2 separate regions of the Homo sapiens genome follow, and region 1 is linked to region 2. Evidence: chromatin loops called from intact Hi-C (ENCODE). Cell type or tissue: dorsolateral prefrontal cortex. All regions are shown on one strand. Each heading gives the region's core, and the rest is flanking DNA. Links, peaks and the distances in the headings are about the cores only. Region 1 overlaps NRXN3 (neurexin 3). Region 2 overlaps NRXN3 (neurexin 3).

What was found. Peaks named below come from ENCODE experiments on the same cell type or tissue, not always from the same donor. Only the 100,000 strongest peaks of a DNase experiment are listed, where the experiment ranks them.
Region 1: a loop joins it to region 2, with 2.4 times the contacts of the local background. A loop is called at or near these places in 2 of 110 quality-filtered maps.

What each region holds. Positions count from the first base shown.
Region 1 is chr14:78,606,460-78,622,717 of GRCh38, forward strand. All of the region lies in intron 4 of NRXN3 (neurexin 3), which reads left to right. Among named protein-coding and RNA genes, the nearest start is that of NRXN3-AS2, 95 kb to the right of the region's middle. In dorsolateral prefrontal cortex, for the core only: no CTCF peak of the experiment used is centred there; no DNase peak of the experiment used is centred there; H3K27ac peaks cover 4,941 bases.
Region 2 is chr14:78,828,824-78,845,081 of GRCh38, forward strand. The region is part of intron 10 of NRXN3 (neurexin 3); the gene reads left to right. Among named protein-coding and RNA genes, the nearest start is that of NRXN3-AS2, 130 kb to the left of the region's middle. In dorsolateral prefrontal cortex, for the core only: CTCF peaks have their summits at 8,214 (motif pointing left) and 8,413; DNase peaks (open chromatin) are centred at 6,498 and 8,198; H3K4me3 peaks cover 510 bases; H3K27ac peaks cover 5,046 bases.

The sequences.
Region 1 (16,258 bases), core at 5,363-13,362, 220 kb before region 2:
TCCCTGCCTATCTTTGTCCCTTCCTTAGTTTTACTGAATTTGCCTGCCCTGTACTCTGATAGCACATTGTATTTAAATAAACACTTACGGTCTCTCCCGCTAGGCTGTGAACTTCTTAAGTGAAAAGCCATGTTTTATTGAAATCTATATTTCTGGAACCTAACACAGTGTCCTAGATGCTCGATAAATATGTTTTGGACTAAAATATGCTGCTAGTTTAATGCTCCAGTTCCTGATGAAGCCAGGGCTTTCTTTCCCAGGAGACAGTCAACTCAGGGGGCATGTTTGGTTTAGTACCTGCCAGCGTGTTGTTGACAAACACCATATACTCTCTGTTGCAAAGCCAAAACATGACCTTTTCCACAAATGGAGTAAGCGTTTATTGGGGAATAAAAAAGTATGATGATTGTTTTTAAGTAACGTATAAACCTAAGTGTCTCAATAGAAATTGTGAGAAATATTTATTTACTGCGAGAGAAACATTTTCCTTAAGCTTTCATTGTTTTAGGTAGTCTTCGTTTTCCTGTTCCCCATCCTCCTAGGTTGAATTCCCTGATTCTGGCTGGCATGCTCATAATTTCTATGATCACAGCCCCATTGTCTGTTGGAGCTGAGGGCATTGTAAGTTTTTGTAAGCAGCCTTTGATAAGTTTTAGAGGTGTAGAGAAAGAGCTCTGTCTCCTCCCTGGGAGAATACTCCTTTCCCTACACCTCAGAGGACCAAATCATGTCTTTATTAATATGAAGCATTCATTCCAGTGGCATATTTTATTCATTACAAGAGGATCAGTAGTTTGAGCAATCAGAGATGAATTCTAATATATGGAATCCTTTCCCGCTGAGCTTCCATGAAAGCATTTGATCCTTTTTGGCCTGCCCCCTTTGAGCTGGCTCCTTTATTAATCCTAAAGGACCAAGGTGTAAGAACTCAGGCAGGACAACTGTCTCTTTAGGCAAACCCAGGCTTTGATCCGCTTCCCTGACACAGTGATCTCACCTCCTTTGGCTCAGTCCTCTCCTTCGTCATTGGCCCAGCTATGAGTCTGGAAGTCCCCACAGTGCCTTCTTTGGGTCAATACTATTATCGTGCACCTGCTATTTGCCTGGTGCTGTGCTAGAGACTCAGGATACAGATGTGTAGAGGGAAGAGTGTTTATTCTTGTGACCTTATCATGGAGAGCTTTCAGATGAGATTTATTCCTACCAAATTTATTATTTGAGTGAAACTGAACAGTTCCATTCTGATAAGTAAGGGAAGAACCAGGCATACTATGTTGCTATTCTCCACGATCTGTGTTAAGGTTTCTGTGGATGTGTGTGTGTGTCTACTTAAAGAAATGGCAGTCTATCCCTCTTACATCCTCAGATATTCACAGAGCCCCTCAGTGACATTTTTTGGCCTAGGCTTTTTAACATTCTAGAGTAGAAGAGTTGACTGGTAGGAACATTTCTAAGTGCTCTTTTGCACCATAAAGCAAGAGGAGTGTAGCTGTTAGGGGAACTTGAGAAGTTGGTTAGTGTGTAAGTGATGTGAGAAAATTCTAAGTTTTCCAGTTTAAAAATGGAGACAGGAGGGAAATGGCCCTTTGTTAAGAAAATAATGTTAAGGTATTAAGAAAACAATATTAAGGTATAAAGAAAACCAGAGACATGAAACAGAAGTTGGACTCTGAGAGTCTTGGCGGAGATGGTGGTAGTTTTAGCCTGCATAGGTCTGGGATAGGAGTCACTTGCTGTCCACTGGCATCAGAGGACACAACGGAGTCTTTGATGTGGGTCTGAAATGTTACAACTTCCCACCCCCACTTAAGGATGCTTGGATGGAGAATAAGAGATGTCAGTTGTGTTCTGAAAACCCTAACCTAGATATACCTTCAGCCAAAAGAGAGACATGCTACCATGGTTATCATCCAAAGCCACTCTGTAGAATATAGCCCAAACATCACTGTGTATTAAAACATTTCTCTTTACTGTTTTCACATAAATAGATTAATTTATACAGATTTGTATTTATTTACATATTTGTGTATATGCTGCACTAAATCCTCACTAGTGGGACATTGTTTAGGAATCCTGGTACAGGGTGTAGTACCAACAAGGAAAACCTTCTTATTAAGCTCAGTGTCACTTGATCCATTATATTTAATGCCAGGAAGGGTATATATACAGATTTAGAAATTACCTTATTTCTTTGTCGACTGAGATGGGTAATCTACTCAATAACCATTTAATGACAATGCACAATGTTCCAGGATGCAGAATTGAATAGCCTAGCCTGGGTCGCTCCCCTCTGAGAAGATTACAGTGTAATATGATAATTATTACCATAGTGCTACCCCTGGGGCAGAGGACACTCAGAGAAGGGGTATCTGATTTAGACATGGGGATCACTACAGCTGCCTGGAGGAGAGGAAGCTTAAACTGTGTTGGGAAGTGTGAGTAGGACACAGATTGGTAAGGTGGGGGTGGAGAGGTATTCCAGAAAAAGGGCTGGGCATAGGGAGGCTTGTAGCAATCTACAATATTTGGGAAGCTATGGGTGGGTTAATACTACGGGCATTAAGTATGCTTTGGGAGGGAGTGAATGGGGATAGGATTCAGGGCACAGCTGGGCCAGGTCACGAAGTAAATAAGATCAGAAAGACTTTGAATAGCTCAGTCAGGATGGAGATTCATCTTGAAACTAATAGCTGGAGACCTTGATTGACTTGAGAAGGAAGAGAATCATGTGATCCTATTTACACGTGGAAAGATCATGCTAGCTGTCATTTGGAGGAGGAAGTAGTTAAGGGCAGGGTAGAGATAGGCAGATATCATGAGATAACCTCCATGAAAAAAAAAAGGGTGAGGTGGCACAGGTGAAAGTAAACTTAGGAAAGTAAAGCCAGGATTCTAATGAAAGATGTTATTAATTAAACTTACTGTTTAGGAGGATGATGGAGAAACCCAGGTCCTGGCAAAAACGGTCACACTACTTTAAAGTTTGGGACTAAGAAGGAAATGAATAGGATATCATGAAAGTAGGCTCTGTGATTTTCTTAGTTTGTAGGGAGATGGTAGAACTTAGTGGTTAAGCACTTGAGCTTTGAGCTCTGAAAGATGTGAGTGGATTCCTGGCCTGATCTCATACTAGCTGCATGACCTTGGTTGACCTTCAGCATTCTCATCTGTTGAATGGGGTAATAATAATATATGACTCCAGGAGTTCTTGTGAGAATTTAATCAGAAAGTACATGTTAAATACTTTTTGGCACCTAGTAAGTGTTCAATAAATTACCACTTTGCTTATTTTTATAATTGGTAATTAAAAGCCAGCAAAAGTATGCTTGTAGTGGAAAAGGCACTACAGGCACAAGTACTAATGGGGCTTGGGCTGCCAGGAAAATACCCTGTGATCTCCTTCTGATACCTGGCACACAATTTTCAGGGATCTTGGAAAACGTTTACCTCATATGCAAGTCCATGCATGGTACCAGCAAACAGGGATCCTTGAAGAAGTGAATTCACAGCTGTCTTTACCTTCTACTATGTAACAGAATGTGAGATAGAGAGAAGGAGAGGGAGGAGAGAGGGAGGGAGAGAGAGAGAGAGAGAGGAGAGAGAGAAAGAAAGTGACAAATTAGATTATGGAATGGAAAGTTACATTTGGGAAGGTGAAGAGTTTTGTCAAGTATCTTAGCCTTTCTTAGCCTCATTTTAAAATGATGTTGGACTAAGTCCAGCTGCAAACTGACAGCCCATGCAACTAGCACGTGGAAATATTTTAAAAAGCTGAGCCAACGTTTAAAAATTGGAAATTTGTCAATTGAGGTAGCTTCTTCCATAATAAGTTCATTTTTATTATTTATTCAAAGCTAAATAATTTTATTCAAAAATAGATTTCTGGATTCTGTTGAAAAATCCTAAGATCTGGCCAACCAGGCTCCTGCTCTTCCAAGGGCGTAAGCATTGCTGCCCCTTTTGGGCAAAGAATCAGGTTTCTAGGTCCTCAAGGCTCATCACTTGGGGTGTGTGCTGGTCTCTCATGCCAGGTCCCCTTCTCTTATTTGCAAACTGTCTCTGTTTGATATTAAAATTTGTAATGGGGAAACACTCACTGGTTTCTAAAACCCTATGTAGATTTAAGTAGTTGATGATTCTGTGAAAAAACCAAATACCTTCTAGAGAAAACATACAGGTTGGGCAGAGCCCAGGTATTGATGTCCTTGATGAAACTGGTTTTTGTATTCTGAATGTTGGAGATTGAGAGATCCAAAGCCATTCTCTAAGGTTGACACCAAGGTGCAGGTGAAACCATGGGGGGCAGGTGTGGGGAGAAAGGGAAGGAGTTGAAGGAAGAAATCTACAATTACTCGGAACTCCACATCCACTCAGCTGCTGTAGAATATGAGTTGAGAGGAAATGCAGAGGAGAATCTGCTGCATAGGACCACTGGAATATAGATTGTGTTTTGGAAATGACTGATTTATCAGGTGGAAGCAGAGAATGATAAGCCAGCTCCATGCTGTTCTCTCCTTTGTCATGTTCCCCTGCCCCTGGCCCTTGGCCTTCCTCTCACTTCCCTCCCTGACACCCCAACTCCATGCAGCATTTGCTCCCCCTCCACCCAACTCCTCCTTGCTTTCCTGGCAGGTTCACCAAGAAACAACCGGGCCTCCATGGCAACGTGAAGACAGCTGAAAAATGGCAGCTAAATGCAGCTGCCCCTCATTTAATATCGACTCTGGCACTGACAGAACAGATAATGGGCAATAACACACCATTATGTTGTGGGAAAATGAAATGCTTCAGCAGAAGGCTGTCATGCTGGGGGGATTTATTTGTTACTGTACCAGCACCAGTTTCTATTTACTTCCCTTCCGTTCTTTTTGTTCCCTCATTTCCATGCCAGTTTCTCCCTCCTCCTGGTTTCTCTCCCATTCCTCCCTTCTATAGCTTCTCTTTTTTGTACTTCCTTTCCCTCCTCTTTTTTTTTTTTCCTTCTCTCTGAATCACTTATGGATATACCAGAAAGCATACATATATAATGCAATTATTTGCATGATGACTTACAAGTTCCAAAGCACATTCAAATACATTGCTTTTTCATTTGGAGGGTGAGGCAACCCTATGAAGACAGGTAGGGCCTAGACACTGATGTTTATTTTGCAGATTTTTAAAGGGGCTCAGAGAAGTTGAACCCAAGATCAGGCAAGTAAGTGTCAGCAGCTGCATTGCAAGTCAGATTTTCTAGCCCCTAGACAGGACTCTTTCCTTTCTACGACATGAAAAACTTCAGAGTCACCAATTTCTACCCACTTTACTAGCACCCTATCTTCTTACTGAATAATCTGCAGGTGCAGAGAAAGTCTTCTAGGCTTTGAGACTTCAGAAGGTCTTTAGATCTTTACTTATATTGCCAGTCACTTACAGATTCTTCCAGACAAGTGCCTTTGAATTGTTGATAAGATTGGTTTATTTTTGTTTTCATTTTTACTCTTTAAACCCAAGACGTCTATCTGCTCATTACCTCCTATTGCATCATTATATAATCATGAAATCTTGGTATGCAGAAGGGCGTGGTGTGCTCTTTGACTTGAAAGTGGGGGCATTTTGGTGGCCAACAGCTTTCTGTTTTGCAAAAGACCGTGGTACATTGAGGTCCAGAGGACATCACTGATGGACTTGGCATGAGGAAAACCCTTCTCTAAGTTGTTGCTGTAGTTTAAACTTGCTTTCTTACATCCTGTTGGTTGGATTGTCATAGCACCCTCATCTTCTGTTGAAATATCATTTAGTAGACTCTAAATTCTGGAAAGATCTGAGATCAAGTTTCTTAGTTCTTTGGGTCTTGAAAGGATTACAAATGGAGTGAGAATGGCTATTGCAAACATGTTTTCATTTCTAGTTATGGCTGGTGAGGGAAGAACTAAATGTCAAAAAATATATGTGTACATCTGTAGAAGGTACAGTATGAGTAATGAATATAGTGGTTTTCAATCATATGAAAGAATGATTTATATTGATAAAGAGATCAATGTTTGTACTTCCCAGCAAATATTTTTTAACCTGGGATCTCTGAGCCCCTTGAAAACATGTGCAAAATTTTGTATGGATAAGGCAATGCAGTGCAGTGTTTCAACCCACTGATGTTGAACATACTGACCAGGATTTTGGCTCTGCCACTTGCCAGATTTGTAGCTTTAGAAAAATTACTTACACTCTTCAGGGCTTAGATTTTTGAACTAGTCTGGTACTCAGTTGAGATTTGCTATTCTGTATTGTTTCTTTTCTGTCTGTAATGCTTTGTTCTCATTCCTGCATACTGAAACTCTTCCTGCAGGTTTTTCTCTCTGGCAGCCATCCCCAGTTTTAGCTGTGGAAACTCAAGTAGGCCTCTAACAAAATGTTCTGTGGTGGTGAGAAAGCTAAGGAAAACCAGCTGCTAAAATTACAGCAAGTCTCTGGTTGCTGTTGCTTGGTTTCTTTCCCTGTATAGTTATTTCCCGTGCATGGTTCCTCAAAGTGAAATGAACCTTAGTGTCATATCACATAATCATGGAATGTTAGAACTGGCAGGAACCAGAGATGATTCCATTTCTGTGGTCTGCCAGTTCAAATCCTTGCTGTGTAGAAAGCAAGTCCTTGACCAAAGGCCTGCCTTGCCAATCAGCCTCCTTGCTATTAATATATTGTCCCTCTGACTCCTTTAACTTGTTTAATTGCGCTAAGTTCTTAAGTGGATTTACTGCCATTCCTTATCCAGATCTGAGGCTGTATGATATAAAGATAACTAGTGTTTGTTTAGTATTTATGCCATTTTAGTAGTTATATTTTATTCTTAAAAAGTAAAAGTGACTGGTTCAGGAAATAAGTACTCTCAGGATTGAGACATATTTTTACATGTTTCATTATTTTGATAAATTTTAAAATTAGATTTTGTATTAAGAAGACTGTTCAGAAATTATCCCCATTATCTCATTTTTATTCATTATTCAAAGAAATGTAAGAAAATAATAAGCCCTTTATCTAGCTATTGGAATTTTGGAACTTCCGAGGCAACTGTGAATCTCAAGTTAGCCAGAGAAAAGGGGGCACAGAGTCTTTAAGCAAGAGGAGAAAACTGTCTCACAACCATAGTTTTTTTTTTTTTTTTTTTTTTTTTCCCTTGGAAAGGAATAGAGCTAGCCAGAGGACTTAGGGTCTAGTTTCCATACCAGGTGGGAGGGTTAGAGACAGCAAGTGAAATTGGTGGAGAACTTTGGAAGTTGTCAAATCTTCATTGAGTGAGAAAAATAAAGCCGGGACAGAAGTACCCCAAGGAAGACCACAGAAGGAAATCCTAACAGAACATACATAGCTCAGGAGACCAGAATCTTTTAGGTCAAAAGCAACAACCTCAAGAGAACTTAAGAAAACCAAGTGCATTCTTAAACCAGAAAAGTACACTCAGAAATCACGGAGAACTCAAGCAAAGGACTTTCAGGCACCAACCTCTCTTACAAGCTCTATTATAGCACCAGTGAAATAATTGATATTCATGAAGATCATACAATTTTAGACTCTTTGGGTTGGTTGTAGCTTAGAGATTATCTAGTTCAGGGCTGCTCAAGGTGTTTCCTGCACATCAGTGCCGTCCAAGAGCTGTTTGTTACTAATCCATAAGGATATAAATATGGAAACTGAGAGTAAGCATTTAAGCACTTTTGTAGTAATTCCATGTGTGGGAACACACAGGTGAGGGAGAGTGGACTGGTCTCATTCAAGAGGGTGTCAAACAGTTCAGCATTTTAAAACTTACTTGGTGAGTCATATGTGGCATGAGCTGGTAGTTCTTCACAGTAGGGCATGTATTGATCTGAAAGGATGGAAAAATCTAAAAAACAAAATAAAACAAAATTGGCTGTTTACTAAAAAGATCTTGTGAAGCCCCAATCTAGTGAAAAAGCCTACTTTTACATATGAAAAGATAGATGATTTATCCAAGAAAATATAAAAAGATGATGGCAGAACCCAGAATATGGGATTAATAACATTTTATTAATTAAGCAAATTATGCCCAACATACTCTGCTTCTTAAAATAGGCAAAGCATGCAACACATTGTAGAATTAAAAAAAAAAAAAGACAAACATTTGAGACCTGTGGGCTCTTAAAGGTTGAATCATTCCTCCATGGACTTCACATTTCAAATAAGATTTTGCTATATATACACATACAACTGTATCACCCCACAGAAAACATATTTTGCACTTGAAGTTTGTTGATCTCTTGGGGCATTATTTTGTTTCTGGGAATTCTTAAAGAATATAAGGCTATGCTGGATGGCAATTTTCTGGGTCAATTGTGCCCAAGGCACTCCCTACAGCAAATTAGGTAATGAAACAACTCTTGTGGGCCCTTATGATGCAATTTAGGGCACTATAGTGGTAATAGACTAGCTGGGGGCTCAGCAGCTAGTGGAACTCTAGGGACCTCAAAGCATGACTAAGCCTTCTTCAGTGCCCAGTTTTCTGCCGTGGGATGGTGTTAGGCCCGGGAAGAACAGAGCCTAAATGCACCCCTCTACCCACTTCCACCGGGATCTTGACGAAGGTAGGGATGCTCCTCGTATTTCCATGGTTAGATTAGGCTAATTGTCCCTTACAAGTTGAGGTTTTGAAACAACTGGAAGTGGATAGAATCACAATGGTCATATTACCATGATAATAACAATATCTTACATGTATACCATTGAACTTTTATCTCATTAGGTCCTCACTATAGTCTCACTATAGGCCAAGCAGCTACTTTTAGCTGCTTTGTAATAAGTAAGCCAAATAAAGGCTCAAAGATTGAACAGATTTATTGATTTTACCCCTCAGTTAAAACTAAGATCCAGGGCCGGGCGCGGTGGCTCACGCCTATAATCCCAGCACTTTGGGAGGCCGAGGTGGGTGGATCACGAGTTCAGGAGATCGAAACCATCCTAGCTAACACGGTGAAACCCCATCTCTACTGAAAATACAAAAAAAAAAAAAAAAATTAGTCTGTTGTGGTGGCGGGTGCCTGTAGTCCCAGCTACTTGGGAGGCTGAGGCAGGAGAATGGCGTGAACCCGGGAGGTGGAGCTTGCAGTGAGCTGAGATCGCACCACTGCACTTCAGCCTGGGCGACAGTGTGAGACTCCATCTCAAAAACAACAACAACAACAATAACCAAAAAAACTAAGATCCAGGATGGGTACAGTGGCTCAGGCCTGTGATCCCAGCACTTTGGGAGGCCAAAGTGGGAGGATTGCTTGAGGCCAGGAGTTTAGGACCAGCCTGGACAACATGGTGAGACACAGTCTCTACCCCCAAAAAAAACAAAACAATTAGTTGGATGTGGGCATAGTGGCATATGCCTGTAGTCCTAACTACTCAGGAGACTGAGGTGGGAGACTAAGGCAGGAGGATCACTGGAGACCAGGAGTTTAAGGCTGAAGTAAGCTATGATTAAATCACTATACTCCAGCCTGGGTGACAAAGCAAGATCATCTCCAAACAAAACAAAACAAATCAACAAAACCCTCAGATTCATCCCCATGTCTCCATCTCTACTGTCACTATCCAAGTCCGTGCCGCCATCACTCATCACCTGCATAACTGCAGAAGCCTACCAATAGTCTCCCTGACTCACTCAGCTCCTCCAGTGGATTATTTACATAGCAGCCAGAGTGATCTTTTTAAAGTATAAATCATACCCTGTCTCTCTAAGCTTAAAACCCTTTAATGGTTTCCATTTTTCTTAGGATAAAGTCCAAACTTCTTGGCAAGGTTTGCAAAGCCCAGCAGGTAGCACTTGGCCACCTCTGCAACTTCCTCTTACACTGCTCTCTTGTTACTCTTGGTGCATTTGCCCCATTAGCCTTCAAATTCATCAAGCTCTTTTCTGCTCTCCCTCCCCTCCCAAAGGCTAACTCGTACTCATTTGCAGGTTTCCGTTTAAACCCTGCTTCTTCAAGAGCTTCCTTAATTCTTCATCTAAATTAGCTCCTTCTACTTTCTCTTTCCTCTTATTCCACCCTGATCTTGTCTCCACGGAGTTTTTAGCACGATTCAAAGTTACGTCCATCTGTAGGCTTTTCTTTGTTTGAGGGCCGTCTCCCTCACTACAATGCAAGATTGATGAGGACAAGCCCTATGCAGCTTTGTTCACCAGTGAATATTCACACATAGCTCTCTGCTTCAGAGTTCTCTTGCTATAAATATGTGATAAATAAAAAATGAGGGAATGATAGGCCCAAGAGGGCACAGATGGGCAAGGGTGATGTGAGATAATGCACTCTGCTTCTGAAATAATTCCTAATTACCTTTGGTTTTGTTCTTAAAACACAACTGGAGTTCTTAGAAGAAATATGCAATCTGGCATATAGTAAGGGCTCAATAAATGTTTGAATACATGAATTAATATGTAATGAAAGAATGAATGCCATCGTTACAAATTAGCTGAGTTCTCCATGTGTTTGTAATATTAGGATATTACTGTCCCCAAGTTGCATTATCGACTTCCTGGCTTTCAGTGGGCCCAGTGTCCCCACATGCCTGCTCACCCCCCACTGCACTAACCTAAATAATCTCTGATTATTTTCTTTTTCTCTTGCTACTACCAAATTCTGTTCTGAGTGAGGAAGCAGCTTGGTTAAAAAACAAAAGCCCTGATATGTATATATATTTTTTTTCCTGAAGAATACCATCAGGATGAAGGCTATGATTAATACACATAATTGCTACAAATGGCAGCTAACTGCAGAAAACCACCTCCCAGCTGTTGGAGGAAGGAAATTGCTGACAGCCACTCCCCATTGGGTGGCTACCAAAAGAGAGGAGCTCACAGGAGCAGGAGAGAATACACATCTCCATCCCACGTGACCCATAGAGATGACCCATAGGGCTCTGTCTTACATGTGAGCTTTGCCATAAAATGGTAGTGTTAAGAGTTTTTAGGGCTGGGGTTTACAGCCAGGCTTTCCATGGCTGGGGCTGGTTTTATAGGACATGCTGTCCTGCAGAATGAACATTTAGAATCCCTGTGGCCCAGTTGGTATTACTGCAAAACCCAGGTTGAATCCCTTCAGGAGGAGACAGATGATTCTTGGCTGGTCAGATTTCTTCTCTCATCCTTTCCTTGTTCATTTGCCCTATTCTAATGGGATGGGGAATGCACAAACAAGGAAGAAGCTCTGGGTTGCTTCTTGGAGTCTGCTTTGTGACCTGAGCTCGACCCTTCACTTTCCTGGGCCTCAGTCTCTTCAGTCTATAATGTGAGGTGTTAGACTAGAAGATCACTGTTTCCTTAATTTTAAGCATCTGTGTTACAAAACATACGTACAAAGTATGTGTACATATCATATTAAAATGTATATAAAGTTATATCTATATCTGTCTATCTATCATCTATTCTCTAGTTTCTATTAGCTTGGTGCAAAAGTAATTGCGGTTTTTGCCATTGAAAGTAATGGCAAAAACCGCAATTACTTTTGCACCAACTTTGTATCAATTATCACCTATTTATCTTTCAACGATTATTCATCATCTATCCATCCACCTATCTATCTATTTATCAATCAATCATTCTTATGTATCTCCATACCCCCATCTTCTCTGTCTACTGTTTTACAGTTAGCACCCGAAAAGTTATTTGTACTTGTGTTAGTGTTAACATGTGTCTGGCTTAACTAGTCCCTTGTTCAGGTGCAGGAATTTATCAACATATAAATCAGAAGACAAAAAACTTCAAGCCTAACACACTTAATGCACATAAGCTTCTCCAGGCCACCACTTACAGAGTTGTGCTATACCTTTTTTTTTTTTTTTGATGTGGCAAAAACAAAACAACTCAGCAGCTAAACAGATGAAAAGCCAAGCTGTGGGCTAAGGTATGTATTTGATGAAGCTCTCTCTTCTCTAGATCTTTAGTGGGAAGAGTTTTGCCACTTGACACATATTTACCCCGCAAACCTACACTGGCAATGCTAAGGCAGTGAGCACAGAACACAGGCCTGAAGTGTGCTGGAAGTTAGCTGAAGGGCAATGTCAGCGCACCAGCTTTGAAATTACATGCAGCGCAGTCACCGTCCCTCTGGAAAACTGTGCATTCTGTGAATGCTGACTCTGGAAGTGCACACGCTGAGCATCAGGGCTGGAAAACAGCTGAGAGAGAATGTTCTCCCAGGAGAACAAACCTTAGCGAGCTTCCTCCATGTGTTCTGTACATCTGCATCATCTCATTTCATCTTCAAACAATCCATGAAGTAATGCAGTCTTCTTTATATGGTAGGAAAACTGAGGATCAGAAAAATTAACTGATTTTATTCAAGGATACCCTGTTAGTTGCAGCCACTGGTGGTAACATTTTTTAGTGCTTTGGTGCCAAAAAAGAAAAAAAGAAATTTTTGTGCTCCAAATAAAAGAGGACTTCTGTAGAAATTAAAATAAGGCATTATTAGAACTTTAGGAATTTTGCTTCTTTCTTTGTCCTCTGATTATTCCTGTGACTTTATGTATGACCCCTTAATGCAATGGCTGTGTTCTACCAGTTGATTTGGACATGTACATAGTTGACCTTCAAACCCATTACTGTTGCATCCGAGACTATCCCCTTGAGGAGTTCCATCAGGGAGGGAGGAGCATCGTCTAGAAGTCAGAAGTCTTTGCCTGCTGTTAGTATTCTCCACAGAGCTCCTCCTCTCCCTCAGTTGAGGGTCACAGGATGTTAGAGAAATCAAAAGCCACTGGACATCAGGGAAAGATTGAGGAGCCTGTTACCTGTCACCTTTTCATTTAGACGGCCTTGCTTCTAAAATTATATTCTGAATTTTCCATTTATTCTTGCTGCTATAGACTGAATGTTTTTCCCCCTCCCACACCCACTGTTCATATGTTGAAGCCCTAATCCCCAATGTGATGGTATTTGAGGTAGGTAGGGAGGTAATTAGGTTTAGATGAGGACATGGGGATAGAGCCCCCTTATGGGATAAGAAAATGATTATAAGAAGAGTGCTCGATATGGTTAAGCTTTGTGTCCCACCCGAATCTCATCTTGAATTGAGATTCCCATAATCCCCATAATCCCCATGTGTCAAGGGAGAGACCAGGTGGAGGTAATTGAATCATGGGGGTTGCTCCCTCATACTGCTCTTGTGATAGTGAGTGAGTTCTAATGAGATCTGATGGTTTTATAAGGGGCTCTTGCCCTCTTTGCTTGGCATTTCTCCTTCCTGGCGCCTTGCAAAGAGGGTGCCTTGCTTCCTCTTTGCCTTCCACCATGATTGTAAATTTCCTGAGGTTTCCCAAGCCATGCTGAAATGTGAGTCAATTAAACCTCTTTCCTTTATAAATTACCCAGCCTCAGGTAGTTCTTTACAGCAGTAGAAAAATGGACTAATATAATGCCCTTAGAACAAGAGGAAGAGACAAGAGTCTTCCCTTTTTCTCGGCCATGTGAGGACACAGGAAGAAGATGGCCATCTACAAATCAGAAAGAGGGCACTCACCAGGCACCGAATCTGCCAGCACTTTGATCTTGGACTTCCTAGCCTCCAGAACTGTGCAAAATAAATGTTGGCTGCTTAAGTCACCCAGTCTATGGTATTTTGTTACAGCAGCCCAAACTGGCTAAGATACTGTCTTGTAGGTGAAACAGGGCTAGGAGTTATTTTACAGGCATAAAGTTACCTGTTTTTACACTCTTGAGAATCAATTAGTGGGTTGGTATACTAATGGTAGGGTCTAAAAAAAGAAGAAAAACACCAAATGCATTTGAAGCGATTCCAACTTTGGGACACTTTTTATTATTTCAGACAAATGCAGATAGAATGTTTACTGAGGTGTCTCCCTGGCCCTTTATGTAATATTTGGATAGCGCAATCCTTAGCTGCATGCAGATAATGTGTTAGGCAGCTAGAAAAATAACCTGCTTGTACTGTTTCTGATTTATTCCCCCTCCTCCCTCACGTCTTTGTTCACAGTAAACACATCACTGCAGAGTAGCTAGCAAATGAATGCCTTTTTATCAGAGGTACATGCCCAGTTGGTGGCTACGACCACATAGAACAGCAGATATGGCCAAAGGGGGAATCACTGACAAAACAGGCAGACCCTCACCCAGAGTGGATGGTGTTTCTTGGCATCTGAGAATCAGAATATAGAGGAAGATGAAAGCACTGTCGTGTTTACGGTGCTGGAAATTATATTGAAACTCAAGTAAAATAATGATGCTGCTGCTGCTGATGATGATTTGTTGAGTGTTTACTATAGGCTCTGATCTGGCATGCTTTCCATGTATAATTTCATTTATACTTTACTACAACCTCAGGTGAGAGCTACAGTTATTATATTATTATACCTATTTTATAGGTGAGGAAACCGAGACATAGAGAGTTTAAATAACTTGCCCAGTGTCACATAGGTTAAGAACCAGGATCAAGATAAGAGCTTTCCTCAACTACCCAGGAAGGACCAAACAAGTTAAGAGTCTCCAGAATTTGAGAGGAGGAATTATGATTCTGGAAGTTCCAATCTTTCTCTCCAGCTTCAGAAGGATCAACCAATATTTTAAAGGAATGTTTAATCCTTGTGGTATGAGCTGTTGGGGTAAGAAAGAATATGGGCTGGGGTGAAGATTGAATATGAGCCAAGTTCAGTCTCATTACAGGACTAGGAAGACAGAGAAATACCAAGATCTAGAGCATTGAGGGATATTTTGATGAAGCTCTGTTGGCTCTTGCATGGTCCACATGAATGCAAAGCATTCATTTTTTTTCTAGATGAGAGGCACAAAGAAATAAGACAGCATTTTTCTTTTTTCAGTAAAATCCCTTTAGTTTTGACTGCACTAATTCTGTATTTTCCTAATTTAGTCATGTTAAGCTAAAATTTACCTTTATACCATGTAGGTTGAGAGGAGGATTTATAAAACAAAAAGAGAAAGTGGTCAGCCTATTCTATCGGATCAAATCAGTAAATTACTACCAATCTTCACTACTTCAGGACAATTATTTTATTCAAATAACAAATACACTAATTACAAATGAATGTCCATTTTTAAATCACTTGCAAGAGTCCCACACACATTTAACAGAGTGGTTTTCTTTTCTTTACCTTATGTTCTTGGAGATAATAAATCAACATTTCCCTCAGAAAGCATTTGTTAATTTTTTATTCAATCATACCAATCTTTTGCCCAATTAGGAGGCATTAGTGTAATTTTTTCCCATTAAATTGTACATAAGTACTGTCGTCCTTGTTTGAATAATTAACTTTCACCTAGATGCCCTATGTGTTTCGGTTGATGTATTTGCTCACTTGCATCTGCGGTTTGCTGTAGCTTTGAAACTACTGACACTTTCAAGCAAGATGGACTAATGTCTCTGAAATGAAGCTGGACATTTGGATTTGTGACAGTGAGCTTGACACTTATTACCTTACTAATAGGTAGTAAGCATATACCAAAATGATTTACATAGAGGGTATTAGTACCTATTAGTACCTTACTACCTATTAGTAAGGTAATATGTGTCAAAGATTTACATAGAGGGTATATGCTTACTACCTGTTAGTGCTAAGACATTGGTTCTGTCAGATGAGGATTTTCTGATTGGCAACTAAGGAAGTTATGTTCATAATTTAAAGTGAAGGGGTGGGATGGGATAGAGCTGGATCAATGCCCCATGGTACTACAGAGTGAGTGATAACTTGGAGAATATTGTCCCCCTGCTCCCCACCCAGCTGCCAGTTTGACTAGCCTTTCAAATAGCATTCACTTGTCCTCAATTCTCACCCAAGACAAAACACCCATGACTTGGAACAATAAAGCAAACATATTTCCAAAATGGCCATGGCAGAACAGTGAAAAGGTACTTTGGTATATCTCATGCCACATTTCACAGATCTTCTGTTCTGTGATGGTTTATGGAAGTGAAGTACTTTATTATGTAAAATTCATCCTGTTTTTTGTTTGTTTGTTTGTTTGTTTTGTTTTGTGATACTACAGATCCATTTCACTATAGCCAAAGGACATGCGTTTGGGGTCTGGGGATCCATCAGAGGATTCTTCTCTCTTCTTCTGGTCCCACAAAGCAATCGTGAGCTTTAGAAAGGAATCCTAGGAAAAGTGAATAGTCTTCCACTGACATCTGCTCTTTCTTATAGCTTACAATGAATACTGCCTCTTAAAGTGTCTTCTTAAAGTGGCACAAAGAGAGCACCTCTGTGAGTGCAGGGTGATTGGGCACGCAGTAGGAGAAGCACTCAGGGTTAG
Region 2 (16,258 bases), core at 3,482-11,481:
AATGCATAAAGACTTAAGTGAGTTCAAGTAATGCCAAATGCAATAAATAAAATTAAACAGAGTAAAGTAAATGCCTGGATGTGGGAGGAAGTATAACTTTAGATAAAACTGCCCTGGAAGCTTTTCTGAGAAAATGATATTTGAATTTTGGACATTTGATACTTGAATGATGAGAAGGATCTAGTCTTGGAAGGGTTTGGGAAAGAGCATTCTGTGCAGAGACATTGACAAAGGTGAAGGGCTTATGGAAGATACATACTTGGTGTGTTTGAGGAATAGGAAGACACCAGTACGGTTGAGAAGGGAAAGGGACTGTTATCTCTATCTTGAACTGTCCCCATTAAACTGATCTATAATCAGAATTTTAAGTGAGTTAAATTCTCTTTCTGATTTACAATCATCCTTTCTTTTGTTCTTAGTCACTTGTGGAGGCAAATTCGCAGGTTATCTGCAGCCTTTCATGTCAAAATGTAAATGTTTATAAATTCCAACTCACCATTATTAAACTGGAAGCAAGCCAGTGTTTCAGTTGAGGGACAGTTAAATCACACTGTTTGAACCATATTTGAAGAAATGATGACACCAGTGTATTAGTGGTAAGACTTGTGGGGTTAAGGATCCATAGGTCTAGTCATTTGAGCTATAGAGAGGATTTCACCATAGTCAATGGTCTTCAATTGCTAAATCGGGTAAAATAGCTCAACTATTAGTTTCACTATGGATGTCTAGAAGCCCAAAACTCATCAGTTAATTGAATACTGTAGACTGGGGGAAAAAATTATTTTATCCAATCCCAAAAGAATCAACTCAAGTTTATTTTACAGAAAAATATTGCATCTAGTCCTATATTGTAATTTTCTGAAGGTTTTTAAAATAAAATTATTTTAAATCCTTTGTTGCTAATGGTTGTAAAAACACTAATCCAAAGAGAATTGCCAGTATCTAAATAAAACACCCTGAGTTAATTTGACTCAAAAAATCAAGTCCTTTGCCTCAGTTAAGTAGAATGTGAGAAAATGGTTCTAACAGAATCAAGTTCAGCTCAGGGAAGTTAATTAGAGTGTCTTGCCTTAAAAGACAAGGTAGTTTTCTAGGCAATGGTATTTGATAACAATGTTTCACATGAATGCAACAAAATTCTGTGCTCTGTTAAGAATTGCCGAAAGAGAGGAAAACTCTGTGAGAGAGTAACCTGTTACAGTTTCAGATAGCCAGAGGGGGAAATCAGTCTGAATTCATAAAATAGTATATCATGGATTTTTTAAAAAATAAAATTGCTTCGAAATACATACAATAACTCGCCCAAGATGTGTATGGGTGCGTGTGTGTGTTATCTCCATCCCAATAAATGCTATTGGGAATATATAAGGCTGACATTATCATTTTAGTTGATTAAAATAAAATATCTAAGTTACTCGTAGCATGCTTAAAATATTTTTATAAGTAAGGTAAATAGGCTTGACAAACTGGTGATATCTTAATTTGCTTCTCATATCCATTTTTATGGATATGATAAAGGTACTTGTCAGCCTAGATTTTGTTACAAATTCTCAATTTATGTTTGATTCTGAATAAAATTTTATTAAAGATGTCTAAATGCAGCATCTCTGCTAACATAGGATTTCCAAAATTTTAATTTGTCAGGAAAATGAAGAGTAAGAGATTACATTGTGTAACATAGGGCATTTTTTTCCTGCCTCGTCTTAGCACAAGATATTACAGGGGTTTTTACTCTTTTTTTAAATTTTAAATCAGGATTAGTATACTCATTTTTTTCTTGGTGTTTCCTATTTGTAACTGATATAATGCCACAGGCCTGGGAGCTTTAAAGAAAATTATTTAATAATAAAATAGTATTTAGGAGCTCTTTTTTTTTTCATTTTCTGAGAAGATATAATGCATTCCTTTAAGCATTTTGAATCTCTTCTCTAGTTGGCAGCAGCAAATATTGTAAGGGAATATTTTTGAAATATGAATCTTAATCACATCTTCTGCCATATCCACAAGAGTTTCCATTTTATATGCCACATTCAACTTCATTCATCTGACAACAATGGAAAAATGTTACTTTAGACATCAATGGAAGTTTTACTGAGTATCATCAAATGCTTAGCAAATATTTAAAATATTTCACATATTCTTACGATCAGAAATTACACATTGAAGAATACTTCTTGATTTGGGAACTTTAATAAAAAGAAGTGAGAAATAGATCTTGGTCTGACATGGAAGGTGGAGCAAGCTGATGACTTTACTAAGTGACTTGCTACATTCTTATAGAACAAGGTAGTGGGAGTATTTTTCACTAAACTATTTATGGGACCAAGGTCACGTAACTTACTCTTGTAGCCTAAGCTGGTGATAAGGCTTGGACTTTTAATTTCCAAATTATAGCATGCAGGTATTAGAAAACTGATGACGCAAGCCACGATTCTCACTGAAAAAGAATAGAACAATATCACACCTGTAACCCCAGCACTTTGGGAGGTGGATCACGAGGTCAGGAGTTCAAGACCAGCCTGGCCAAGATGGTGAAACCCCGTCTCTACTAAAAATACAAAAATTAGCCGGGCGTGGTTGTAGGCGCCTGTAATCCCAGCTACTTGGGATACTGAGGCAGAGAATTGCTTGAACCCAGGAGGCGGACGTTGCAGTGAGCCAAGATTGTGCCACTACACTCCAGCCTGGGTGACAGAGGGAGACTCCATGTCAAAAAAAAAAAAAAAAAAAAAAAAAAACAACAACAGAACAATAGCACTTTCACTCATTTGCAATTTTAGCAGAGTTTTCATGGGTGAATATCAACATCTGTTGCTCCATTTCCTGAAAAGTCCTGTGGGTTGGAATGCCAGTGCTGTCCCAATTCACTTTGTCTTTTGCTTTAGTAATAGCAAAAATCAATGTAATTACCATCACTATTCACAGTTTTTTTTAATAAATAGTGGGACCCTCATTTAAGTCGATAAAATTGTTCTGTCTCATTCTTTGCCTTTGTTCAGGATCACATATGAAATTCTTTTCTGCAAGATGGTTTTCTACCTCCATTGACCTTGAAATGAAAAATTCTTTCAAAATAAATATTTTACAAAATTATTTCTAAGTCGAAAAAGACTTAGTGTCTTGGTGTACAAGAGTGGGGTAATACCAGCATGTTTCTCAGTGGGGAGTGGGGTAAAAGAGGAGGACAAAAAGGTTAATTAATGCATAAAAGTGCCTAGATCAAAGGCAGGCACCACTGTAAGCAAAAGACATCTCCTTGAATATTTCCTACTAACTTTCAAAAACGAATGGAACTCAGCTGTGGTTTAAATAATAATAATGCAAGAGACAAATTCAAGAGCTTTGTCTCTTGAATCAAAAATGGTTGTCAAGTTTTCTGGTTGCATATACTTAAACCTGCCAAAGGTAATGATGGCTACTTCAAGAAGTCTGCCTAAGATGTTGATACAATCAACGACTCTGTTTAGTTGTTCTTGCCAAGAAAGAAAGAAATAATTCCAGATTCCAGGTGTTACTACTTAGCTGGATGTTTTACTTTATAAGGAGGCAGCAATTCATGAGAAACAGCTGTAATTACACAGCATTCAGGTATTTCATAATTAAACTAACAGCTGATTTTAAGGTGGCACATGGCATGAGATTTTGCAACTAGGCTAAGTAAGCATGAAAGTGTAGCTTAGTTCTCTTGCTGTCGGCTTTGGACAAATCCTCTCTGTGCCTTGGTGTACAAGAGTAGGCCAATACCAGCATGTTTCTCAGTGGGGAGTGGGGTAAAGGAGGAGGACAAGAGGGTTAATTAATGCATAAAAGTGCCTAGATCAAAGGCAGGCACCATTGTAAGCAAAAGACATCTCCTTGAATATTTCCTGCTAACTGTCAAAAACAAATGGAACTCAGCTGTGGTTTAAATAATAATAATGCCAAATACTGGAATCATAGAAAACTGAGTATTCTTATCGGTATCCCTGTGACTCAGTGATTTTGGTTCCTTAGAGAACTCATCTTGTTATGTAGGACTGAAGAGGAGCTTGGATGTCAGTTGGATAACATTGATCCTGTTGAAGCTGTACCAGGCACTGTGTAAAATACAAAAGTTGTAGAGTCATCTGCAGGTCTGGTATACATGGAATTTACAATCTAAGTTTCACGCATAAAACATCTTTCCGGGGAAGACATAAGCTATTGCCCTTGAAGATTTGTAACCTAGGGGTTGGAGATAGACTCCATGAGGCTGAGGCTCCTCTATTCCCCATGCTTCAGGAGAGTTGCTCAAGTTAGTCATGGCTGTGCCTTTGCTTGTCTCTCCCAAGTTCTATTTCTATTGCTTGGTAAGTAAAACAGCTTATTTTCAGGGTTCTTTAACAAATTCTGTAATTAGTACTCTAAAGTGTTCAGTGATCCTGACTGTGTTACTTTTCACTATTGCTTAAGATCTCATGTCTTTTGAGTGACCTCTTCCTTCAGGAACCCTTAGAGCCTTGGTTTTGTGAGCCCATAAATGCCAGGAAGCCTCCAAGATTTCTAGCTTTGTGAAGTTTACAGACCATTCATTTCCGCAGTCTCCTGTTGTCATCTCTAGGGGAATTGCAGTGTGTCCATCCACCCTTGAGGCATGGCAAGGTGAACATCCCTTGGACTGAAGACTGAATGCTTGGTTTTGTTCCCATACTTAATCTGAGAGATTCAAATAATTCTTTACTTTGCTGCTTTCCTAAGACTATTTTAATAAGAAAAGCATCAAAAGAACTTGGTCAAGATGGGGAATCTTGGGTCAGGAAAATTTGGAGACTTACTTGAAGAGAATATTTGAAAAAGATTCAAAGATTTTGAACTATCAGGGTAGAGGGAAATTGTTTCTGGTGGTTAAAATGGTAGGAAGTGGCTTTCAAATCTGAAAAAATCTAAATGTTTTTAAGGTGTTCCAGGCACTGTGGTTAACAATTTATATTCCTTTTCTTATTTAGTCCTCCCAACAACCCTGCCAAAGAGGTATTATTATTCCCCTTTGAAGTGAGGAATCTTAGTGCATTCAAAAACATTCATCTACTATTTATTGAGCACCCATATTTCTAAGTGCTGATAATGTAGTTGTGAACAAGACAGCTTATATTTTAGAGGAGACAGGTCATTAGCAACTCAACAAATAAGTAGCATAATTTTCCTAGGAAAATATGTTGTGCAGAAGGTAAGGCTAGGTTACAGGTCATGCCAATTGAAGGTGGGAACACAGTAGGTGGGTTTGCAGGACAGAAAGAATGTATGTATGGCTGGTGAGTGAACAAGGGAGGGGTGGTGGTGGGAAAAGATGCAAGGATCAGGCAGGGTCTTGCTGGCCAAGGTAAGGAGTTTGCATCTTATTCTAGGAGCGACAGGAAGCTTGAGGAAACATTTATAAATAAATGAGTGATGTGATTCCGTTATGTATTGCAAAGTTTCCTCCGGCAGCTGAGAGGTTGAATAATTTGTTCAAGGTGAGGTGGGCACAAAGAAGAAAGATGGAGGGGGATAAATGACTCACTTGGCACCTGGGTCCCTCTGCCTTGAAATCCCTTTCCTGAATACTGGTCTATTTTACTTGACTACTAGTATTAAGAGATTGGAAAGAAAGAATGCAAGTAATGGTCAGAGAGGCAAACCGACTTAAAAAGCTGAAGCAAAAAGTTGCATTATTTTAGGAAAATGAAGCAGGTTCATTCGTGCTAACTCCTGGGAAGCTGGCCTTTGAGTGGCTGGCTTGCGTGGCCCTTGCAGTGTTACCTGGCAACTAAGGTAACCAGGTGAGGAGGCTCCTTTTTAAACATACCACTGAGAACAAAGCTTCGTTTTTGGATACTCAGGTACAAGGAGGACTGATATGTTTGGGTCTCCTGAACTGTGTTCCTGAATTTCCTCTGCCTTCTTGCTAATAACCTGAATTGTGCAGATACTGCTGCGGCTACCAGCACACACCAGTGTTGAAAGCAGCAAGCTTTGGAAGGTTAAGGAGCAAGTTGTGCATGAAACACTTGACCCTGCCCTGCTAAATAAAGAACCGACATACAGCCTACAGTGGGAAGAAAAGAGAGAGAGGATGCTCCTTGAGAATTTTTTTTTGTGTTGCAGACTCTTCCCCTCCCCTTCCTCCTCCCAACCCACCCCCAGTCCATCTGTGATGCCTGAATTCTTTACAGGCTGTCTTGCTAAAGACATCCTAGCCTTAATCACCTTCTCTGTATTGTGTATCACTCCTGTATCTATCTACTTATGTCAGTTGTTTACCAGTTCCCTTCAGCTGTCTGCTTTTTATCATATTATTGATCAGTCAGTCTTGGGCGTCTTAGGTTGGAGGGGAGAGAGAGAGAACCGGCAAAGGGAAGCAGGAGTAGAGAATAGCGGTGGCGGACAATCAGTTAAGATGGTTCCAAAAATAGCTCAGCTCTGCTGATGACAGCTCTGCTTGCAGCCACCCCGTATGGGATTTACGCACTTCACTAAGATTCTCTGCTGAAACGGATTCGACCAGCTGCTCCTGCAGTTGGTGGTGGCTGGTGGCGGCGGTGGCAGCAGTGGGCTGGTTACATCTTCAGAGAAGGAATTGGAAGCGATAGGTTTGGGGCAAGGCAGGCTCCCACACAGGGACATGAGATTTATTATCAGAGGCTATTAGGACTCAGGTTGTGGGGCATCTGTGTTCTTTGTACACTATGCTCTGGGCACTTGGCATCCAGTTTCTTTTTGTCCCTATCTCTTTTGAATGAGATGAGGGAGTAAGTGATGAGAAATTGTTATATTTCTCACCCACTGTGTCTATTTTGTTGCTATTGCTCTAGTTTATTATATACATAGGCTTTTTTTCCCTACTGCACTTTCTGTTGGGAGACTCAGCTATGTACAGGTCCCAACTTTATAATTCTTTGGTCTTATCCAAGACTTTCATTTGTCAAAGAAACTCTGCAAAGTGGCTGGGTCTAAAAATGTAATATAAGTAAGTACAACATTGATAGAGGGCCCCTGTCCCTCAAAGACTCTAAGTCTATGCTATGTAGAAAATGCAGTGTTTCTTATCTAGTAAGGTGATCCTCTCTTAGAAAAAGAAATGATCTTGCACAGGCTCTCAGGCTTTTGTAATCAAGACTCCTTCCAGCCACAACACCTCTAATTACAGGGTTTTTGGCATCCTGATTGTCCCCCAATGTACTATGTGTAGGGGCACTGTGGGGGTGCCCTATAATTTGTCAAGCTTATTATCTTGCTCTGGCACACAGAATACACTGAATCAATTTTTAAGGTCTCTTTCAAAATGTGTCTACGTCATCTAAAACCCATAAATATTAAAATCATATGCACTAGAAACAGTTAAGATGTTTAAATTTTCCAGAACACAGAGACTTAGGAAACAGGCAAGACACAACATGAAAGCAAAAAAGGAAAGAGAATGTTACTTATTCTATTATCTGCCATGATGGGGAAAGGGGAGACAGAAAAACAACTTTCTCCTTATAAATCCCAGCTTTTGCTGCTGCCTTTACTATAAATATTGTTATTCAAAAGGTTTTCACCTCCTTCTTGGGAGGCTATTCAGTGAAGTATAAGATATAAAGAGCAATTTTATTGCCTAAATGAGAAGCTGGCCAAAGTGTAGTTTCCTCAGCTCCATGCTCAGAACATCTGATTCAGTAGGTTGAGTTGGGACTGATATACATTTTCATAAGCATGTGCAGTAATTCTGATGTAGCTCGTCTGTGGACCACAACTCAGGAACCCTAGTCTTTTAAATGTATATTTTTTTAATAACATGGTGCTCTAATTTGGAGCCCTCAGAAAGAAAGGAAAATAAAACAGCATAACCTGTGTCCTCCATGATAGTTTAGTGGGCTCTAGTATTAGTTTATTTCATGACATGTAATTGTTATTTTCATTTAATTTGCTGCACAATTACTTTTATGTATAATCCATGTTGAGATGTGAATAGGACAATTTACTTTATTTAAATACTTTCAGCATTGGCATACCTGAGGAGATAATAGACTATGAGTAGGGAAGACATGGGCTGATGTTCTACAGTGTTCCAGGGTCAGCCATTTTCTTGCTGCAAGCCGGAGAAGATCCACACTTCCTTCTATTCTATTGAGCCTTAGAGTGGCCACAAGGAGTATCAGTTGCTCCCTCCTTTGAAGGCTGGAGTCTGTGAAGGCAGTGTTCAAGTTCACTTGTTAACCCACATCGCCACCTACTGTCCACCCCCCATCCTTAATTAAGAAACTTTTGCCTGGGAGTTGGGCGGAGATTAGTGTGAGAGGCTACAGTATGAATGAAAAGTGAGATTGTGAATGCACCTCTATCGAGCCCTATTCAGAATGCTTGATTTGCAATAGTTTATTAAGAATTACAGCATTACTATCCTTAAATCTAAAGTCTCTCTCTCTTTCAGTCCAGAAGCAAATTACTTTTGGGTTAGAAATAGCAGCCAAGTTCCTGTTAAAATGAAAACAAACCTCTCTCCACCTTGTGTCTAAGGCCCTCTTTGTTGGCTTTAAAATGTTTATTGATTTGGGGATTTAATGTTGGATCCAACTGTGAATAGTGGCCACTTTGGGCCTGGTGAGTGATCCTGGAATTTGTCAAACAAGTTTATGGAAGGAAACCTGAAAATGCTTCACCCTAGTCCTTTGCCTCTTTATTTTTGTGGGTTTTTTTTTTTTCTCTTTGAGAATGTTTTCTATTTGAGTGGAGAATGCTCTCATATGGTACTTTTCTCTGATCCTTTTGGAAAGAGCAAGTGTCCTTTGAGAAATACTTGTTCTTGGTTGTTCCCTGCTCCCCACCCCCATGCCTGTCCCTGCCACTTCTAGAGCAGGTGGAAGTCGCCTGTGGGTTCTTCTGGTCTCAGGCTTTGACTGTTCCCCTCCACAAATTTGTTCTTAATTCGATTTTGTATTGAAGCACATCAGTTATTTGGGCTTCCATCTTTAGTGAAAAGCCACCTTTGCGTGTTGTTATGCCACATTACAGTGTTCCAGAAAACATATTGGTGTAGATGCAAAATCTTGCCTTCATAATTTTTAGCCTTATGTTGGATTAGAGAGCATATTTTCAAGTTGATCTCTTGGAACCTCAGCATGAATCTATATTAGAAGCCCAGAGAATGCTAAACAGAGTTTTCACTGAGCCATATTAGATAACAAATTATTTTACCTATAAATGAGATATTAATTATATAGATTAGATTTTTGTTATTAGATTATCAGCTATGGAGTGATCACCAAGGAGGATAAAATAGAAATAGTATAATCTTCTTTGCCCCCCTTTAACTCTACTATCTGTGGAATATACTGAACTTTTTACAACCAAGTCTTTAATGCTCTTTACTTTCCCTAGCAAATGTTCTTCCATTTAAAAAGTCTTTAAAATACTTCTTTATTTTAGCAGTGCTTCAGAAAATCTATCTTAGACCATTCTATGCTTTTAAATCTATGATAAGATTAATTAAGTAGGCTAACAACCTCACTTAAAAATATTACCTCGTTCTTGTAACATTAATTTCTACAGATTTTTTTATTGTGTAGAAGTAGATACATAGATATTCCTAGTAACTATAGTATAATATAAAATTAAAATCCTATGTGTTGAATCATTATGTTAATAATAGCTGCCATTTCTGGAGCACTGTGTCTTCCAGGCCTCTGGTAAACACTGTTGCATACATTATTTGTCTTAGTTCTCAAAATAATCTTGAGAGGTTTGTACTATTCTTTCCATCTTACAGATGCAGAAGTTGAGGCACATGAAGAGAATTCTTAGGATCCTAAATTTTCATAAATGCCTTCAGGGGAATTTGACAATCAATCTCCATTAGGATCACATTCTAGTAGTTTTGGCCAAGGAGAGTAAAGGAAAAGCTTGTCTTTCTTGCCTAGAAGTTTAAAGGTCAAATCCTCTCTCTAGCCATATTGCAATTCTGGGGACAGTTCCTATTGATTGGGCACTTCCATCTAATATGCTGTTCAACTGAGATTCTTTCTGGCCAAGAGCTGTGCAGGGGTAGGTGGCCTCAGAGAAGGAGCTGCTGGAAGGGAGAAAAAGGTGGCTTTGTCCAAAAGAGATGAAGCTCATAGGCATGCTGTGCTTCATACCCTCTACTAGCCTTGCTCATTTAGGTTATTTGCTGAAAACTATGCCTGTCTCAGGGAGAATAGTGGGTGCTGGAGATCCGTTGGTGAGTGGATGCTTTCTCTTCCCTCATATAGCTTAATTGTTAGTGCTAGAGACAGATACTAAAATAAATGTACTGGTGCAAAGTTAACAACTTGACTTCATAAGAGCCATAAGGGGAAATTTTAAATTGTGTGAAAATATATGACTAGAAGAGCTGCTCTATTCTGGGATGGCCATGGAGCATCACGAAAGGCTTTGCTGAGCACATTTGTGCTGGACTTAGAATGATGGCTAGGAGTTACTAGGCTAAGAAAGAGGGATGTGCCAAAGATCTTTAAGGAACTTAACATGAATGTGGCTGAGGAAAAGTGAGGGATGAGCTTAGAGAGTGTGGAAAGGGTCAGATAATGGAGGACACAGTCAGTCGTGATAAGGATTTTGCTTTTTTATCTTAAAAGCAATGGAGCTCATGTACTTTCCTCTTGATCTGCCCAAGTACTTCAGTCTTCTTTTCCCCTTTTATGCTTTTCATCTGTCCAAGCTCTTCAGCTGAGCTTTCCTCACTGATGACAGCACTATCTGGAGTGAAGGAGGTGCAGATCCTGAGATGGACTGCACACCCCTTGGGGCTGGATGGACAGACTACTCTTCGAGTGAGATAAGGGATGCAAGTGTAAAGGGCGAGTATGTTGCCTCACTCAATCACATGTTCACCACCCTCTCTGCCAACCTTTCTGCCTCCTGCTACACCCTGCCTAAGCCATGCTGACCAACCTTGTCACTCTGGCCTCACTGGAGCAAGAAAGTCTTAGAATGCTGGAGGGTTCCACAAGAATAAAAAGAGCCCACCACATCTGCATGCATAAACACTACACAGCTAGCTCTTGCTTATTTCTGAGTCCAGCAAATATTATTTGAGTGTTTTTACACATCACTGATCCAATAAGGAAAACTTGTATAAAGACTAATGTTTTTATGCTTCCTTTATAGAACATGAACACATTTGAGGTTTTGTTACTTATTCTGGAGCATTAATGCAAGATCCAAGAATATCAGCTTTAAGATTTGTTTTTCTATTCTCAGAATAGGTTTGAAACAGAGAGCAAAATACCTACCTGTATGCCTTCTTTAGTGACAGTTGTTTCTAAAATATCTGTCTTTCTTCTGAGAGAACTATTTGAGTAGTGAGAATTAAGTAGGAATGGACATAAAGAGATTATCATGAAGATGGTTTTATGATCATCACTGTCATTGCCATTGTCAAAGAGGCATTTATTAAATGCCAGATTTGATTTTAGCATTGTTTTAAGTTCTGTTACCTGAAGAGAATTCAAAATCACAGTCTTTGTCCTATGGGAATTTCAATCTATCAGGCAGCCTTGATTTAGAAACATTTGAAGAGGACATAAAGGTAACAAGAATGAAAAGAGATTGGATCAATATATAAAAACTGAAAGCATTTATATTACTTAGAAGTTAAAAGTCAAAACAAATCTAGAATACTGTTGGGATAGTCAGAATAGGTTAGGCTGTGTTGTGGTAACAAGCCAACCCCATACCTCAGGAGCTAGCAGAATGGAGTTTATTTCTCACTTCATACTTCATGCTCATCACAGGTTGGCAAGAGTATGCTTTGTGTCATCATTGTTAAGGGACCTAGACTGAGGGAGCCTTTACTATCCAGAATGTTGCTCGTCACCCTGGAAGCAGGAAGGAAATCAGGTGAATTCTGACTGGCTTTGAAAGGTTTCTATCCAGAAGTGACACTTTACTTTCACATTCGCTCCATTAGCCCAGGCAAGCCACACGGTAATGCATCACTCGAAGAGAATTAGTAAAACAGTAAAGAAACACTTCTGATCAAATTTAGTAATTATTCTAGCCACAGTAATCAGTCAATCTAATTAGATGATAATACTATTAGTACTTATCAGCAACAAAACATGTGCTAGGTATCAAATGCTTTGTTAAGCAATTCACACACATTACTACATTTAATCTTTACTGACTTATGAGGTGGGTTCTATCATTATCTCTATTTTCCACATGATGAAATTAAAACTGGGAGTCTTTAAGCAACATGCCTCAGGCCACACAGCTGGTATTTTGTAGAGCTACAATTAAAACCCACTTACTCCTAATTTAAGAGTCTGAGTGTTTTTTCAAGATTCCTATCATGTCACAGAAGTCCACTGACTTGTTTTGATCGAGCTGAGAAGAACAGACTAGAGTCACTTCTGACCTGGCCACTTAGAATTATTAAGAAGTGTCTCTGCTTTGCTAGAAATCTGTCTTTGGCTTTGTTGGTATTTAGAACCAGATGGATGATGATGATGATTATTATTATTATTGTAAACCGTCTTCCACTTGTTTTCTATTTCCTTTCTTTAAGGGTGTTAGTGAATAATTCTTTCTTTCACCCGGGTTCCTGGAGCTCCTTAAGAATTAACTTCCCAGGCTCTTTCATGTTTTTCTGGCACCATCTTGGATGATGAGGGCTTAGAACATTTTGTGACTATGCCCACTGTCTGGAAAGGCTTGTAGGTGAAGGATTCTTTAAGAAAACTCAGATACTTTTCTCAAATTCACTTATGATGATGTTTTCCCAAATCATTTTTTATCAATTCTATTTTTGGTTTCTCTCACTTATGAATTGTTTCTGTCTCCTTCATTTTGGAACATTTTTCTAGTTCATTGTTTTTTTGTTTTTTCACTCTCCCTCCAGTGTCTAGCAAAAGCCTAACACACATTACTTGGATATTCATATCTTAAAAATGAAAGAATAAATTAGTAAAGTGGTGGATTCAGAATTCTAGTTGTTTTTCAGCTCCTCTGCCTTGATTACCTCTCACCAAGATTTTAACGAAGAGTGCTATGTTAACAACTGAGCCACTTACTTTCTCCATTATTATATAATTTTAATAAGTTTGGTAGCATGTTTTCTCACCTGTAAAATGAGAATAATGATAGCACCCATCTTTCAGGGTTAGAATGAGGATTTGATAATTTCATGCTGCAAAGTACTTACGATACTGCCTGACACACAGAAAGTACTACCATAACAGCAACAACCTCTTTATCCTTTGCCTTGGGAATCAAATATTTTCTACAGATTTCACTTTTCAGGTTTTCTTTGTACACTGAATTGTACCTAAAATTTCTTGTGCCTCCTATAAGAGTTCATCCCGAGGAGATTGGTTGCATTATTACCATATATTTAGATATTTATTTCCTTTAATCTGGTCATTTATTATCAGGCAAAATTCACCCCCAATATTTCACATAGGTTCTTTTCTATTTTCCCGAAGTGTTGGCAGGTCTGAGAAATAAAGGGAAAGAGTACAAAAGAGAGAAATTTTAAAGCTGGGTGTCCGGGGGAGACATCACATATCGGCAGGTTCCGTGATGCCCCCAAGCCACAAAACCAGCAAGTTTTTATTAGTGATTTCCAAAAGGGGAGGGAGTGTACGAATAGGGTGTGGGTCACAGAGATCACATGCTTCACAAGGTAATAAGATATCACAAGGTAAATGGAGGCAGGGCGAGATCACAGGACCACAGGACTGGGGCAAAATTAAAATTGCTAATGAAGTTTCAGGCACGCATTGTCATTGATAACATCTTATCAGGAGACAGGGTTTGAGAGCAGACAACCAGTCTGACTAAAATTTATTAGGTGGGAATTTCCTCATCCTAATAAGCCTGGGAGCACCACAGGAGATTGGGGCTTATTTCATCCCACAGCTGTGACCATAAAAGACAGCCGCCCCCAAAGTGACCATTTCAGAGGCCTACCCTCAGGGATGCATTCTCTTTCTCAGGGATGTTGCTTGCTGAGAAAAACAATTCAGAGATACTTCTCCCACTTGCTTTTGAAAGAAGAGAAATGTGGCTCTGTTTTGCCTGGCTCACTGGCAGTCAGAGTTTAAGGTTATCTCTCTTGTTCCCTGAACATTGCTGTTATCCTGTTCTTTTTTCAAGGTGCCCAGATTTCATATTGTTCAAACACACATGCTCTACAAACAATTTGTGCAGTTAGTGCAATCATCACAGGGTCCTGAGGCGACATACATCCTCCTCAGCTTATGAAGATGATGGGAATAAGAGATTAAAGTAAAGACAAGCATAGGAAATCACAAGGGTATTGATTGGGGAAGTGATAAGCGTCCATGAAATCTTCACAATTTATGTTCAGAGATTGCAGTAAAGACAAGTGTAAGAAATTATAAAAGTATTAATTTGGGGAACTAATAAATGTCCATGAAATCTTCACAATCCACATTCTTCTGCCATGGCTTCAGCTGGTCCCTCCATTCGGGGTCCCTGCCTTCCTGCAACAATTTATCATCTGTTTGGGTTATTGTCCCAGGGAATCATATTTTGGTAAGACACGTATTCTTTTTAGCTTAAATACTTGTTATTATAATACAATAGGCTTAATGACTTTGGCTCCATGTATAGCAATGTTTTCATTTGTTGATTTGTTCTTTTATTCAACACATATTTATTGAGAAAAAGAAAAATAATTACAGAGACTCTTAGAGCTAGAAAGAATCTTAAAATCTTTTAGGCGAAATTCACCCTCACTTGTACAGACGTAATACTAAGCATGCAAAAAGATCAGTGGCAGAATTTGCTTCTTCAGTGTCAAAGTAGATTCAATGAGAGCAGCAAAGGAAGGAACATTTCACTTCTTTTCATCTTTTCCTTGGGTAATTCCATTTCCCTCAATAAAGAAGGGAGGTTCTTCCATGAAATTAGGAGTTTCTGCTCCTGTAGGTTTGCTTTAGTATTAGTTGAAACATTTTGAATCAAATATGAAGAACAGTAATTCATATATAGGCTGAAGGACCTAGATTTTAAGTTGTTATGGCTGGCCCCAAGTCTGCATTGACATAAGGAATGTCTAGAGTACATTCTCAGGTCTGCAGCCTTGCATTCTGATGTCAAGAAGCTTGAATGGTGTCACAGAAAGGGTGTCTGAAGACATGGTGCATCTGTTTCCTGTGGCTTCCAAGCAAATTACCACCAACCTGGTGGCTTACAAAAATACAAACTCTCTTGCAGTTCTGGAGCCTGGAGGTCTAAAATCAAGGCACTGGCAAAGTTTTAGTCCCTCCAGAGGCTCTCACGGTGACTCCATTCCTTGTCTCTTCCAGTTTCAGGTGGTGCTCAGCACTCTTTGGCTTGTTGCTGCTTCACTCCAAACTCTGCTTCCATCCTCACATGGTGTTTGCTGTGGGTCTCTGCTTCTCTCTCCGTCTAACTTATAAGGATACATGTGATTGCATTTAGAACATGCGTGGCTAACCCAGGATAAGCACCTTCTCTCCAGATGCTTAATTTAATCATGCCTTTTGTCATATAAGGTAATAGTCACTCTTTTGCCATATGAGATAACATTTATCCATTCTGGAGATTCACAGGTTCTGGGGATTAAGACAGGGACTCATCTTTTCCAGGGGCTGCCATTCAACTCACTAGACCTGAATTTAAGTTCTTGTTCTTTGACTGCCTTTCCATGATTGGGCAAGTTACTGCATCTCTCCAAAACTAGGGTTTCTGCTCTGTAAAATGAGAATAATAACGCCTAATTTACAGGGTTATAATAAGAAATAAAAGTGGTAAATATATGTATTTATATATATGTAAAGTTACCTAACCCAGTTCTTAGCATAATTAGTTGCTGTAGTTCCAGGCATTCAATAGATAGAACAGATTTTAAACTACTTTAAAGACTAGTGTGAGGCTGGCCTATACTTAGTTAAGAATTTGTTAAAGTTTGATGATTTGGTTGAAAAAATATTCTGGAGTGTGATGGTTAATCCCTCTGGAGAACCCTGACTAATATACTGAGTAACTACAAAATGATTTTATATTTAGTTCACCATTATACATAGAATAGCCACAAAATGGTTTTATATTCAGATAACCATTATTTGTTGGCCATGCCTCATTTAATAATATTTCCTCTGTCTGCTTTCCACTGCTTCATAACCACTAGCACATTTTGAAACATATTACTATGTGATGTCAAATTCTTTAAATAATAATGAGTTTTAGTTTGAGTAACAAACCAGTGATGTCTGTGATGTCACAGGCCTGAAAAAAAAACTGTTGCAAT